Linked DNA regions of Homo sapiens: region 2 is linked to region 1. A link is a loop called in an ENCODE intact Hi-C map of the cell type or tissue named here. Cell type or tissue: endothelial cell of umbilical vein. All regions are shown on one strand.

Region 1 (8,000 bases):
ACATAGTTTCCATAGTAGCAGGTTTTGTGGGTATAACAATTTTCAAATATTTTCAGATACATTTTTATTTTCTACAAGTCTTGTTTCATTGCAGCTTCCTGCTCATTATTAATGACATTTATTCTTCCAGGGGAGTGTGAATAATACTTAAAACAAAAGGATCATTAACAAGCTGAGTTTTAAGGTTGAACATTTTTATTAAGAAAACTGTCTTTAGAGCACTTTGTTGAGAAAAGGCATTCCAACCTCTCTTTAAATAACAGCCTCAAGCTTGGAGGTCTAAAAATAAAATTTTGACTACAGTATTATAGCATAGGTAGTGAAAGCACAGTATTTGATGTGAGAGAAATGCCCACCCAACATAAAGCAGAAAGGGAAGGCTCTCCTTGCACTCCTGGGAGAAAAGAACAAGAAAGAGGAGTTTAAAAGAAAAAAAAAAGAGAGAGACAGACAGTAAACTGGACCTTGTTACTCAAAAGTGTGGGCCACGAACTAGCAGCACCTGGGAGCTAGTTAAAAACGAAAAATATCAGGCCCCACCCCAGGTCTACTAACTCAGAGTCGGTAAATTAACAGGATTCCCAAATGATTCATATGCACATTAAAGCGTGAGAGTCACTGAACTAAAGTAAAAGTAGAAGACTGGGGAGAGACACTTCCTTCATTATAACAGAAGGACAAGGTGAGGTTTGTATGTGGGTTAGTTTGATGGGTCGGTTTGAAAATGATCATGAATCAGTCTCATGGTTTCTGTCTTTAAAAGTTTTTATTCTTTCAGCAACAGTGACTTTATAAATTCTATTCATTCATTCCAAAAAAGCTAATGAGTGCCTACAATGTGCATTGTTTGACTTTTTTCAGTCCTCTACATTAGGGTCTCTTTTTGGCATGATAGTTTACTCATTTCCTTAATTTCAGAAATCTTCACTTTTACAAGATTTGTCCAAATCAAATCAACTGAATTACTGTAAAAGGCAGTAATCTTCTTCCTATGGATACACTATAAACAAAGTGCAATTTCTTTTAAAATGACAAATCATACTGGGACTAAAATGTCTTAGTCACAAAATGTAAAAACATAGTAAGATATACCAATGAATCTGGAACAAGAATATCCTTCCTGCAGACTGCTTGAAAGCATCAAGTATAAATTCAGCGCATATTAAACACATGCGATGTGCTAGGCCATCTGCTAAGCATTTCAGACAAAAATATGCATGAAATAGTCCCTATAATACAGTATGGTATATAGGGCTGACTTTATGGGACTGAAACCTATGTAGTCACACAGGCCTTGCATTTGGTTTAAATGTTCCTTTGTTGTTCTGAATAAATTTACCTTTGAAACTTTAAGTGAATGAAATACAAGTACGTAAACTCTTAAATGAAGCCTGATAGGAGAACGGACCAGGCCTATCTCCTGGTACGTGACCAGGGGATATGGACAAGTAAGGAAAACAGTTTTATATTTTACTACCTTTATTTTCATGGCCCTTTCCTGCTTTTTTGAACAAGGTACTCTGCATTTTTATCTTCTACAAGGTTGGGCTGATTCTGTAGCCAATGACGACAGTCAAATACAACTATGTGCTAGATACTGTGGTAGAAAGGACAATGGAGCCATTGGCCATGAAAAGGTCAATGATGACTTCACAGGGAAAATGATACTTAAGTTGGGCTTTGAAGGACAAAAAGGAGTTTGCCAGATGACTGGCACTCCAGAAAAGAACAACATTCTTACATAAATATGTAGACTTACAAGTGTACATTTATTTCCTCCAAGTTAAAAAAAAAAGCGCTTCATTGAAGTTTTGTATATTTTCAATACACTGTTTTTTACAATTTTTTAAAGAGCTGTGTACTAGGCACAAATTCCACTTCCTGGGGAAGCTCACCTTCTGGCAGAGCAAATGCAGGAATAAGAAATATACAGAGGTGAACAAACATGCCTTCGGTTTCGATTTTTACCTGGGTTTGTGCCTCTTCCCCGGGCCGGGGAAGCGGTTTGCGGGCTTTCGAACTGGTATGGGCTGTAGGCTTCGACCTTCTCCGAGGCCTGTGCAATCAACCGTGAGAAAGGGGTTTCCTCCTCGAAACGGAACTGGCTCCAGTTGGCATGGCCGCAGAGTTTTTCTATTTCTTTCACCAAGTACCTGCCGCACAGCTTCCTGGCACTGCTGATGTCGCTCAGTTCACGAGAAAACCGAACCAGCAGGAGTCCAAGCCACAGCAGGGACAAGCGGAGGAGCCGCGGCATCCCTGTGACCCCAGGCTAGTCCTCCGCGTTGTGCAATGGCGGTCGGCCGGACCCTGCTCCCTGTCTGCGCCTGCGCCAGGCCGAGCGGCGCGCACAAACACTGCGGAATTCCGAGCGCGTGGGGGCGTCGCCAGAACTTCAAGGGAAGGCGCGCGCCGGCTGCGTCAAGGCTTTCCCGCCAGCTCAGGGGTCTCAGGTGGTCGAAGGTAGCAGGCCCTGGCTCCTAAAATGAAAGCCAAAAATCCCCTCACTACCCCGCCACCCCCTAGTTTGATTCATTTTTCTTTCCTTCCTCAATGGGAGATTCCTCACCAAGCGTGAGAACATAGGATCCCTGTTACCTGATAACGTAGGTTAAAAAGTGTTGCTCCCTCCACCTGGAATGCGTTTCTCGTTCTTGTTTGCCAGGTTGTTAATAAAGCTTCGTCTCCCTCACAGAAACCCCCTGTCATCTCTTTCACGGTGTTAATCGACCTGTTTCCATTTGTGGGCGTGTAACCTCTTTCCTGAGACCCCCGCTTCATGAAGGCAAGGGCCTGCGTCTGTTCTTGCTTTCCATCGTACCCCGGGATCTGGCATTTAGCTGGCAATCAAATATGTGGTGAAACGTTTAAGTGTTGCATATGGCCATGTGCGTTTAGTCAGGTTCAAAGCTTCTTCAGAAAAATCCTACTGGTTCACAGGGAGGCATGGGCCTTAGCCTCAATCTCCAGAAAAAAGAAGTAGGGACGCTGTCTTGAGGTACCTGGGATGGAAATCTGGTTCTTTCGGTTAGATAATGTAGAGGATTGTGTATTACCAAATTAACTTGTGACAGGGACCCCTAGAGGATTTGCCTTGTAAGAATAACAGCATGCAGCATGAAATGCTCATTTAGGTGAGATAATTTTGCTCAGTTAGGAGGGAAGGGGCAGGGAAGCGAAGCGCAATCGGCATAGGTAGCTTTATCATTTTAAATGAAGTTCTGTGTTACTAGTGTGTTGGCGTGGAAGGATGTACTATCGGCCACAAGAGGGCATTCGGTGGCTGTCTCAGGAATAAGGTTCAGGATGCTGAAGCCACAGGTGCAAGCTTATCAGTGATCTCACCATTTCCCTATACAATTTTATTTTTTTCTCCCTTTCTTTTCTGTCTTCTGACTCTATGTCTTTTTCTTAATTTTCCGTTTCCCTATCTTTTCCCTGCTTCCCAGTGGCATCCATGAATGCTGTTAAATTAACTGCCAATTGGATTTTTTAAATGGTTGATATAATATAGATTAGTAAAATTTAATCACCTTCCTTAAAAAATAACTTATGTCCAAACTATAGTGGGCCATGAGTCCTAGTCAGAACTTTATCAGGTAAGGTTTTTGAGAACGGAAAATATTAATCATACTGAGATGAATGTAAGCCTTGTGGTAACCACAAGGCAAAACCTATAGTAGATATATAAAAGATAAAAAAGAAGAAATCAAGCATACCACTACAGGATATCATCTAATCACAAAGAGAACAAGAGAAAAAGAAAAGAACAAAGGATCTACAAAATAACCACTAAACAATTAACAAAATGCAGTAGTAAATTCTAACCCATCAATAACTACTTTGAATGTAAATGGATTATGTTCTTTGATCAAAAAACAGGGCTGAATGGATAAAAAAAAAAAGACTCAACTATATACTGCCCACAAGAGACTCATCAAAAGACTTGAACTATACTTTGGAACAAGTGGAGCTAACAGATATTTATGGGACATTCCATCCAACAGCAACAGAATACGCATTCTTCTAAAATGCACAGAGAACATTCACCAGAATAGATCATATGTTATGCTACAAAGCAAGTCCTAATAAATTTAGAAGAATAAAATAATATCAAATATCTTTTCTGGCCACAATGGAATGAAAGTAGAAATCAATAAAAGGAGGAACTTTTGAAAACTCACAAATATGTGGAAATTAAAGAACATGTTCCTAACTACCAGTGGGTCAAAGAAGAAATATAAAGGGAGTTTAAAAAATATCTTGAGACAGGCTGGGCTCAGTGGCTCATGCCTGTAATCCCAGCACTTTGGGAGGCTGAGGTGAGTGGATCACTTGAGGCCAAGAGCTCAAGACCAGCCTGGCCAACATGGTGAAACCCTGTCTCTACTAAAAATACGAAAAATTAGTCAGGTGTGGTGGCAGGCACCTGTAATCCCTGCTGCTCAGGAGGCTGAGGCAGGAGAATGGCTTGAACCTGGGAAGCGGAGGTTGCAGTGAGCTGAGAGGGCATCACTGCACTCCAGCCTGTGTGACAGAGTGAGACTCCATCTCAAAAACTCCAAAATGGAAACACAACATACCAAAATTTATGGTATGCAGCAAACACAGTGCTGAGAGAGAAGTTTATAGTAATAAGCACCTATGTCAAAAAAGATCTCAAATAAACAACTTAACATTGTATTTCAAGGAACTAGAAGAACAAAGTAAGCCCAAGCTTAGCAGAAAGAAGAAAATAACGAAAGTCCAACAAAAAAATTTTAAAAATAGAGGCTAGCAAAACAATAGAAAAGTTTAACAAAACTAAAGTTGGTTCTTTCAAAAGATGACCAGGATTAGGGACCCACTTAAATAAGCAATCTAGCTGCCCCTTGGCAGGGTGGATGTGCTGCACTGGTGGGAATCCCCCTTGTCTGGGCTGCCCTTACTCTTCAGAGCCAGCAGGCAGAAAAGACTAAGATGGCTGATCCACAATACCACAGCCACTTCTCCTCCCAGGGGCTCCTCTCAGGGATATCAGAGTTCTGTCCATGAACCCCTGGCTGGGGATGCTGAGATTCCCATAGCGGGGGCCCCTGCCTGGTGAGGAGGAGTGGATCAGGATCCTGCTTAAAGAAGCAGTCTGGCTACAAACTGACCCAGCAGCTGTGCTGCACTCTGGGGAATTGCTCCCAATTCAGACTGCTGAGTCTCGTTGGCACCAGTGGCATGGGAAAACTGTGGACTGCAGCCATAGTGATGGCAGCACCCCCTCACTCCCACGAACTCAGTCTTTTTAGGCAGTCTGTAGCCTGCCGTGCTGGCCAGAGAGGATTCTAAGCCAGTAGGTTTTAGCTTGTGGGGTTCCGTGGGAGCAAGACCTCGTGGATCCCTGGCTTCAGCTCCCTTCCCATGGGAGTGGGTGGATCTCCTGCATCGCGGGAGTTTCCAAAGCTGAAGTATGCAAATATTCCTGTGTCTCAGTGCCTGCTCTAGTGGCCACCCACCCCAGCCACCATCATGAGTCTGTACAGCTTTGTGCTTGTGATCCAAGTCCCTCGTGGCATGGACTCACAAGGGGACCTCCTGATCTGCAGGTTGCATTGATCCATGGCAAAAGTGTGGTTTTCAGGGTAGGGTAGCACAATCCATCACTGCCCCAGATGGCTGGGGGAGGGAGTTCCCTTTGCCCCATGCAGCTCCCAGGTGGGCCCTCTCTCTACCTTGCTTTTTCTCACTCTCCGTGGGTCGCACCAACTACCTAGCCAGTCCCAGTGAGAGAATCTTGGTACCTCAATTGACAATGCAGAATTCACTCTCCATTTTCATCCTCCTAGGTAAGAGCTGCAGAGTGAAGCTGTTTCTGTTCCGCCATCTTGGCTGCTCCTGGGTTCAAGGAATTTGCCTATCTTCTGTTTTATTTAGCTCCATTGTAATCTTCATTTTTTATTCTTCCTTCTTCTGGCTTGTTCTTTTTCTACCTACTTAAGGTGTACCTACTTATTAGTGCTGATATGGTTTGGCTCTGTGTCCCCACCCAAATATCATCTTGAATTATAACTTTGCAGAGGAAGGGATGAGGGACATGGGCCAGGGACAGGCTCGATCTGGGAAGCTGCCTTTTACTTCTGGGGCAGCATGTTTGTCTTGTTCTAGCATTAACTTTACTGGGCATTGTCCTCATCCTTTTGGATTGCAATCAGTATTTCAGACAGCACTCTTGCTGGCTTTATCCCAGGTAGCTGATGGTCTCTGAGGTTCTGAAGCTCTTTTCTGAATTCCCTTCCTCATAGCCTTCTATCTGTACCATCTTCCAGTCTCCACTTCATCCAGTCAGAGGTTCTTAGAGAAACTCATTTTGATTTATGATCATATCTGCCACTTTTTAAATTTCATGATCAATTTCTTACTAACAACTTCATATTTTCTGTGAATTCCTCACTGTTTTTCCTGACTTGACAACAGGAAACAATTTACATCGAATCCCTAACAACTTCTAAAACTGAAGTTTCTGGTTTTTAACAAATTAAATTTTAAATTTTGTGATAATTACAGATTCACACATGCCAATGTAATAAATAATTACTAGACCCTTTCCAGTTTTGCCAAAAGGTAACAGCTATGAAACTACAGCATGTATCAAAATGAGGATATTGACAGTTGAACAGTCATGATATAAATCTGTTCCACCACCATAAGGATTCCTTAAAGTCATACCAACTTCCAACCTGCGCCCTAACCCACTCCTTAAATTTTGAAAAAAAAGATTTTCCATTTTTAAATTTTATCATTTTGTGAATGTTTTAGAAATGAAATCATAAGCATGTAACTTTCTGGAGTTAGTGAAAAAACTCAGCCTGATCTCTGGATAGTCATGTGGCTTGATGCACTTGTCACTAGTTGGCTGTTTTTATTGTTGAATCTTATTCAATGGTGTGGATATACCACAGTTTGTGTAACTAACATGCATAAAGAACATTTTGTGTAGTTGCAGTGTTTGGCGATTACAAATCAGCCTATATAAACATTCATGTGCAGAATTTATGTAAATATTAATTTTAAATTTCTGGGAAAATGTTCAAGAATATAATCTCTGGTTTGTAAGATGGTTGCATGGTTACATGTTTAGTTTTTCTTAAAAAGTCACCAAAATATTTTCTGGGGTGGCTGTACCATTTTGTAGTCCCAGGAGAAAATTTTGCCTCTGTGTCTTCTCAGAAGAGTGGTTTATTTTTATTTCTGTGTATCAAGGGAGGGAAGAGAGGTAAATGAGCGTATTCTTCACCACCCTGACTGTCCTGTCTGGATTTCTCCAGGCTCTGTTATGCATTGAATTGTGTCCCCGAAGTGATCCACTGAAACCATAAATACCTGTATTTCAGAATGGGACCTTTATAGACCCTAGCGTGGCTGTAGATGTAGTTAGTTAGAATGAGGTCCCTCTGGAGCTGGGCCCTATATTCAGCAGGATGGATATCCTTACACAAAGATAATGTGAAGACAAAGGAACAGAGAGCACCATGTGTCAAGAGGGACAACATTGAAGAGCTGCAGCTACAACCAAGGAATGCCAAAAAGCAGCAGCAATCCATGTGAAGTTAGGAAGAAGAAAAGAGGATGCTCCCCAAAGGTTTCAGAACAACATTGGCACTGCCAACACCTGGATTTTAGCTTGCAGCATTCAGAACCATGAGAAAAAAAAATTCTTTTGTTTTAAACCAGTTTAGGTTCTTCGTTACATCCACCCTGGGAATCTCACAGTAGGGCCTTAGAGCTATTCTAGGAGTCTGTCCTTTTACTTCAATTGTCACACTGATTTATAAAGAATATTAAAACTAAGAATAAAGGGAAATTTATATCTTCCAAATGTCCTCCAGGAAGCAAAGCTTTGAACATTTCTTGGTTAAGAGATTTAAAATTATATATACTAGTAAAATTATGAAACTTCATCTATTATCATTTTTCCCTCACATCTGGACTAATGCCAGGGAGAAGGAAAGGCTGAAAAGGTTAGTGATCAG
Region 2 (8,000 bases), 130 kb after region 1:
CTATCAACACAAAAGAGTCTTATAACTGTAAGATGTTTTATGTAAGCCTCACAGTAACCAGAAAACAAAAGATAATAGCAGATACACAACTGATAAAGAGAAAGGAATCAAAACAGTACCACAGGAAAACATAAAATCACAAAGATAAACAACAAACAAAGGATCTATAAAATAACCAGAAAACAATTAACCAAATGGCAATAGTAACTCCTTACCTATCAATAATTACTTTGAATGTAAATGGATTAAATTCTCCAATCAAAATACATAAAGTGGCTGAATGGATAAAAAACCAAGATTCAACTACGTGCAGCTTACACAAAATACACTTTAAGAACACACATACCCTGGGAGGCTGAAACAGGAGAATTGCTTGAACCCAGGAGGCAGAGGTTGCAATGAGCTGAGACTGCATCATTGCACTCCAGCCTGGGCAACAGAGTGAGACTCTGTCTTAAAAAAAAAAAAATAGCTGGGCTACACTGAGAACGAAGAGCTCTGAGGGAGAACTGGCCCTACTAGATATTACACCCTATTTCAAAGCCTATATAGGTAAAGCAGTTGGTATTAGTACGAGAAAAAAACCGCACACACATTGTAATCAGTCAAAAGATGGTATTAAATTGAAAGAAAATATTTGCCACATCTATTACAAATACAAACAATGGTTCTAACATACAAAGACCTTTTTAAAATTGAGAGGGAAAAGACCAAAATTCTAGAGAAAAATGGGTAAAAGACACAAATTAGGCAACTTGCAAAAGATGTAAATTGGTCTGTGAACATGTCAAAAATGCTCAGTTGTATTTATAATAAGAGAAATGCAAACTAAAACCACACTAAGATACCATTTCTTACTCATTAGAATAGCAAAAATTTTCAACTTAATACACTGTTGACGAAGTGTGGGAGAGACACTCATCTATGCCAATGGGGTGGTGGGAATGCAAAATCGTACGACCCTTTTGGAAGAGAATTTCACAGTATTTAACAAAACTATGTGTGTGTGTGCGTGTGTGTGTGTGTGTGTGTGTCTGTATACACACAGTTAGAAATAGTAGAGACAGGGTTTCGCCACATTGGCCAGGCTGGTCTCAAACTTGTGACCTCAGGTGATCCGCCTGCCTTGGCCTCCCAAAGTACTGGGATTTACAGGCATGAGCTACTGCACCCAGTCAAAATTTCTGGATTTTAAAAATTATTTGCAACATTATAATAAGATGACTTCACCCTGCCACTTTTATTTTCTCCCTCAGTGAGTGAAGTCAGGATAAACAACATCCCTTTTTTGTTCCTCCTACCATGAACAAAGTAACAAGAAATAGCTGGTTGGAAAAATGAACATCTCGTAATAATATGAAATACATTTAAAAGCCTTCTATTTCCTACACCTCTTGGTGGTTTTTTTCTATGGTTACTGTGAAATATGTGGATTTTTAAAAATAGCTCTAGCAGTTAAATGATGCTGTAAAACCCCAATATGGTAAGTGTAAATAATTCTAACAGTAATTTCTTGTTACTATACCTTTCAAAGAAGTTTATTCTATAATTTAGTAAGGTCTCTTAACATTAATGTTTTTACTCAGCAACAGATATGGACCTTCTCAAAAAGAATCACAGAACAAGAGAATTAACAATCTTAATTTTCTTCTTACCTATTGATTGGTAAGAAAATGAGCTGTGCTGCTCATTTTCAACCTTTTGGATTCAGAAATTCTGTTACTTGTTTGTAGTTTTTGCTGAGGATTCTATTTTTTTTTAAATAAGCTGGGAACAGGATCAGCTAACTCAAGGAATTAAGTAATTTATTTCTAACAATGTTTAACCATTTGCTGATTTAAAGTTGAGCTACTATTTTTTCTGGGTTGATTCCAAAGAGAATAGATTTCCGTTTTAAAGATTTTTAAGATTGGCAATAAGAAAAGGGCCAATCAAATACAAATCTGTGCCCTCATGGAAATGAACACTGAAAACTATACCCAGATGTTTGATGATCTGGGAAGAAAAGCCTCTTAACCTTATAGTGAGATACATTCTCCTTCAGTTGGTGAATCTCTAGAAATGACCATCTCCCTAGCCCAGCATTCTATCTAGTGTTGCTCTTTTTATCATTAACACCAAGTTTCATACACATCCCTTTCCTAAGGAACTATAAACACGTTCACTGCAAGTAACCTTTGGGAAGTGAAAGTTTCAAAGGCAAAATGATCTAGATTTTTTGATGTGGTGACTAAGATTTCTTTAATTCCTGGGAAGCAATACAGGAAGCCTACATGACTTCCTGATGAACTGAGGGTGAGCAGGGAAGGCAGAGGAGGCAGACATATTTACCACTTTCTAACATAGCCATTGAGAAAAGAACAAGACGAATGGCTCAGGTGCAGGGAAATGAAGAACGAGGGAGAAAACATGAACTGAATGGAACGTCCCATGAGGATTTTTTATGAGAAGTTTTTTTTAATGTAACTTTTCATTTAGGAAAAAGTTCAAATATCAGATGCTATAAACAAAATTCACCATCCTCCAGTGGTAGTTAAATTCATGCACAAATACATTAAGCTGACAAACTTTTACTAGGGTTTGGGTAAAGTTACCGATATATGCTATAAATATATGAAACTATAAAATGAATCTCCTCTATGGGATCATTAGTCAAAGGCATGATGTTAGTTTATTTACAATAATTGGCAAGCAAGCAACTCAGTGAATTACTGGTATTTCAATTCTAGACTTCAATTCAGAAGCCACTGAAATCCTGGACAGTAGTTCTGACCATCTCTCTGTGTAAATAACTTTGCAGAATTATGGAGCAGGACTCATTAAGAAATAAGAATAACATTCTTTATGAAGTCAGAAAATATGGATTCATGTAGTAGAAAATAATAGAAGAGCAGGTGAAAGAAGCACCTTTAAAGATGTTCTTAAACTTAATTTTTTTATTTGATCAGATACCATTAAGAAATGCACTAAGGTTCATCCTCTAAGCTAACACTTTTTTTTTTTTTTTTAAGACGGAGTATCACTCTGTCACCCAGACCAGAGTGAGGTGGCACAATCTCGGTTCACTGCAACCTCTGCCTCCCGGATTCAAGCCATTCTCCTGCCTCAGCCTCCCAAGTAGTAAGGATTACAGGCACCTGCCACCACATCTGGCTAATTTTTGTAGTTTTAGTAGAGATGGGGTTTCACCGTGTGGGCCAGGCTGGTCTCAAACTCCTGATCTCAGGTGATCCGCCCTCCTCGGCCTCCCAATGTGCTGGGATTACAGGTGTGAGCCACCACACCCGGCAAACCTAACACTTTTAATTAAACTTTACAATTCTGAAAGAATCTCTCCAGTGAATTTTGGACACTAACAAGGACACAACAAAATTATTTATTTTTTAATTTTTTGACACAGGGTGCCACTCTGTCGCCTAGGCTGGAGTGCAGTGTCATGATCTCGGCTCACTGCAACCTCCACCTCTCAGGTTCAAGTGATTCTCCTGCCTCAGCCTCCTAAGTAGCTGGAACGACAGGTGTGTACCACCACACGCGGCTACGTTTTGTGTTTTTAGTAGAGATGGAGTTTCACCATGTGGGCCAGGCTGCTCTCAAACTTCTGACCTCAGGGGATCCGCCCACCTCAGCCTCCCAAAGTGCTGGGATTATAGGCATGAGCCACCATGCCCAGCCACACAAAAATAATTTAAATGAAACATTTTCACATATGAAAAGTTATTTTTAGTATTGCATTTAAAGACTCTTTATATTCAGAGGGCATTTAAAAATACTAAATAAAGACTTTTTGAAGAAGCACACAAACCTGGAAGAAAGATAGTTCTGTCTTCTAGCTACTCTGTGCTGGAAGACTGGGTAGAAATGATGAATTTTATCATTATCATCTGAATGTAACAGATGGAAGCCAGCTATGGATAAATCTACAACTGCAACAAAGACTGGAACAATTTATCTCATCAAAATTAGGCAGCACTTCATTTTCAGTGAGTTGAAGAATCACAACATGATTCTCATCTTAAAATTATACAGTTCAATGTGATTCATACTTCACAGTAACAATAAAGGCAAACATAAGACTATTCTTCTACTAAAGCAGAATTTTTGAAAATCACAGTTTTAACCAAAAGTTTAAATTCCAATCTTACTTTCTCATATGAGTAAATTTTGATGCTGGAAGCAAATATTTTAGTGGTAAGTATGAATGTGAAGGCCACAAAACAAAATTGTAGGCTTCCTCCTAGTGGCAACAGATTGAACCAACCCATTAGAAAATGAGCTCATGGACTTTCTTCCAGGTAAGATCAAAGAAGTGAGTGTGCTTATTACCTCATCTTGCACATGGCTTTCCCCTCATTTTATTCACGTTTTTATTCAAATACTTCTTTCCCAAAGACAGCTCTTCCCTGACTCTCCATCCAGCCTTAATGTTCATCATAGCACTTAGCTTGATTTACACTTTGTATTTCTTTAGATACTGTCTGTCATTTTTACTAAATGTAGGCTGTATATGAGCAGTGACTGAGCACAATTCTGTGTCCCAATCACCTTAGATAAGTGTTAATCAAATATTTGTTGAAAAAAGGAAGGAAATAAGGCAGGAAGGAAGGAGGGATGGAGGGAAGGGATGCAGGGTGGGGGGAAGCAATGGAGAAAAAGAGGAAGAAAAAGGAGGGAAGAGGGAGGGAGGGAAGAAGGAAGCAAGCAATGGTCTGTGGCTTGGAGGCATCTGCCTAAACACATGCACTGTGGCTAAGGAAAAAGGAGAAAGCAAGAACACTGCAAGCAGCTGTCCCAGGTGCTGCCCTCAGGTCACTGAACTTACAGAGCATAAAGATACAGGGAGCATTGGCTGCCCTTGGTGTCAGCTGTGCTCAGTACACTGGAGTTTGTGAGCTTGCTCCTCTTCTCTATCTCTAGCTTTGAGGCAGCCCTGAGAACGATGGTCACTTTCTTCTCCTCCTTATTTCCTTTTATTTCAAAACTAGAACAGGAAGGTATAGAATTTGAAGGAGGACATAGCTGAGATCTGTGCAAATAGGAACTCTGTAGCTTGGTGCCCAAATCCGAATGGATGGGTACAGCAAAGCCTGAACCACACTGAGGAGTAGAGCAGGTAGATTAGGATATCAGTGGATGGACAGCAAAACGGGAGCAGACAATGAATAAGATCCCTTCCAAGTGGGAGCTTCTCTTTGTGACTCTGGGAAAGCTGATAGGGCAGCAGCTGCACCCTTACCACTCAGCAACCCCCAAAGGAGAAACATCAGGGGTGAGTTACCCTCCAGCAGGGCTTTACTGCTCAGATTTAGGAAGGTGAGAAACCTGCTGCCCAGTCATAGGACTGCAGCATGCCAGGGACCCTCCAGAAGCAATATGCTTTTAATCACAGATGAAAAGTATTTAATAGTTACTGAACTACATAAAAACAACGACAAGCAATCCAAGGAGAGAAGTTAATTCTGTTAAGCCAACCAAGTGACACAAGGTTTTGCCTGTAGGAAGGAAAACAGAGAAGCAAGCTGTGATCTTCCTTTTTTTTGTAGCAAGTGCTTTGAATCTCCTTGGAGAAGGAAGTCCACAGAGAACAATTTGATTTCTAAGTGAGTAATAATTAGATGCTCTAAGTTTTCAATTTGATAAAGCTACAAACATCCTGGCATTTCTTCTCCACTGCATCCCAACCCACAATAGAATATGGGGGTATAAAGCCTTTGGGATCCTCTCACTGGAGATGTCCATATCTGAGATACCTCATTTTACATCATAAAGCTTTGAGGAAATTATATCATGTTTAAAGACTTTTTAAAAGAAGGCGCCACATGATGTTATAATATTGGGTAGCATTTTACCACCAAGTAGTGATGGGATCAGAACAAGTCATCCCAAAATATGCCACTTTGATGTATTATTTTGAGCTAAAAGAAACTGAGAACCAGTCAATGCAGAAAAAGCACTTCGCCTCCCCATCTGCTTAAAGTATAATTTCCCATTTGTAAAGGACATTTTTATTAGTAAATGTATCTATCTTTGCCAGAAAGAGAGTTACTCATAGATAACTTTTTCTCACTGGAGAGACTTTTATCTGCATAGCAAGGTAACCTTTATTCACCACACATTTCCTCCTCTCGCCTTCCCACAATTCATCTCTACCACTCCCCAGTACCCCCAAATCCTTATTCCTATTCCTTACTCTAGCTTAAGATAGTATCTGTCTCAGTCATCTGGCTGCTTCCTGGAGTCTCATATTTTGGTGGGACTCCTGTGCATATGTGAGTAATTAAATGTTTTTTTCTCCTTTTAATCTGTCTAATATCAATTTAATTCATAGACCAGCCAAAAAACCTCAAAGGGTACACAGAAGCAATTTTCCCTCTCCTACAGTAGTTTTTCTCCTAATAAAATATATAAAGAAAACAAATTCCTTGTCATCATCATTATTTCATCTTATATAACTTCTGTTATATAAGGTTACTTGTTCTTCCCTTTTATATGGCTCAATAGGCAGATTTTTTCCCTTTTCTTTAGAGTTGTGCATTTTTAGGGTGTCCAGTCCTTGCAACTGACTGTTCTTGAATATGAAAGCTCTAATTGCTGTACTTATTAAAGGTACACAGCAACAAACTATTACTTAGAAATGAATTGATTTTCAGAGGTTTTAAAATATCTAACCTAATAGAATTTCCCTTACTTGTAAGTGTACTAATGTCTTTAAATATGCAAATGTTTAAATACTAAAAATATATGCAAAATATGGAATTAAAATACACAGGCCAGGCACGGTGGCTCATGCCTGTAATCCCAGCAATTTGGGAGGCCGAGGTGGATGGATTCACTTGAGGTCAGGAGTTCAAGACCAACCTGGCCAACATGGCTAAACTGCGTGTCTACTAAAAATACCTAAGGTTAGCCAGGTGTGTTGATATGTGCCTGTAGTCCCAGCTACCCAGGAGGCTGAGGAAGGAGAATCACTTGAACCCAAAGGCAGAGGTTGCAGTGAGCCAAGATCACACCACTGCACTCCAGTCTGGGCAACAGAGTAAGACTCTGTCTCAAAATAAATAAATAAATAAATAAAAGATGTAATTCCAATCAGCTCTTAAGGTGGTGGTAGTCATTTTTATTGTTATATGTGCAAAAAAAATCACCAATATTTGTGGGTAGATTAGCAGTTACTAATGTTAAAGTGCAGGGTCTACAGCTGAAGTTCTCCTTGTGTTTTTTACTTGTTTATGTACATTAAAAAGAAAATATATAATCACAGATAGATTTTCCAAGAGAGGAAAATTACGCATAATCCCCACTCAATATAACTTCTAATACTCAGAGGTCTTCATATTCAAAATTCCCTCAAAACAAATGTGGCTTCAAATTGTGGGGTGCATAACTGAAAATAATCATTTTACATTATAATTTGACATTTAAGTCATGTAAAATGATTTAAAAATCAGACCAAGTGTAAAATAAATTCCAATTCCAATGACATAATCCTATTACCATAATGAAATAAATCCCTAACCTGATGGTCCCTGTATTTCTAATTTGTCTTTGGTAAATATACTTGAACTGAACCTAACCAGGAATTTAACATCATAAACCTACCAAACAGATTCAAAGATAACACAAAATTTGTGTTTACTGAACATCATCCAAATATTTCTTCTTCTAAGAAAAGCACTGAGTAAAATAATTTGAACCACCAGAACATATAAATATTATAAAAGTACGCAACCTTGCCTTTTCACCTTTATATCCTCATTGAATAGTACAGAGGCTGGCGTATTATTATTGTGTAATAAGCATGGAATAAGTAAACCAGTATTATTCTCTTTGGGGTTCTATCCTTAACATAAACAAAGGTGAAGACACAAATAAAAAACTCAACATATTCAATTGCACTGCTATTCAGCCATATGATGTAATTCCAACGTAATTTTTCCAGAAATATTCTGAGGCGTTGCTTTGCAAATTCATGCCTAAGTATAAGGATAAGTGTAGGAGAA

Evidence for each region. Hi-C counts contacts between places; a loop is a spot of excess contacts. Peaks named below come from ENCODE experiments on the same cell type or tissue, not always from the same donor. Only the 100,000 strongest peaks of a DNase experiment are listed, where the experiment ranks them.
Region 2: a loop joins it to region 1, with 6 times the contacts of the local background. A loop is called at or near these places in 6 of 110 quality-filtered maps.

Annotation. Positions count from the first base shown.
Region 1 is chr9:5,183,346-5,191,345 of GRCh38, forward strand. INSL6 (insulin like 6) reads right to left here and starts at 2,294. Exons shown (of 2, transcript NM_007179.3): 1 at 1,969-2,294. The coding sequence starts at 2,257. In endothelial cell of umbilical vein, a CTCF peak has its summit at 3,269 (motif pointing right); a DNase peak (open chromatin) is centred at 3,276.
Region 2 is chr9:5,316,996-5,324,995 of GRCh38, forward strand. It overlaps a transcript of RLN2 not described here. Among named protein-coding and RNA genes, the nearest start is that of RLN2, 16 kb to the left of the region's middle. In endothelial cell of umbilical vein, no CTCF peak of the experiment used is centred here; no DNase peak of the experiment used is centred here; H3K27me3 peaks cover 737 bases.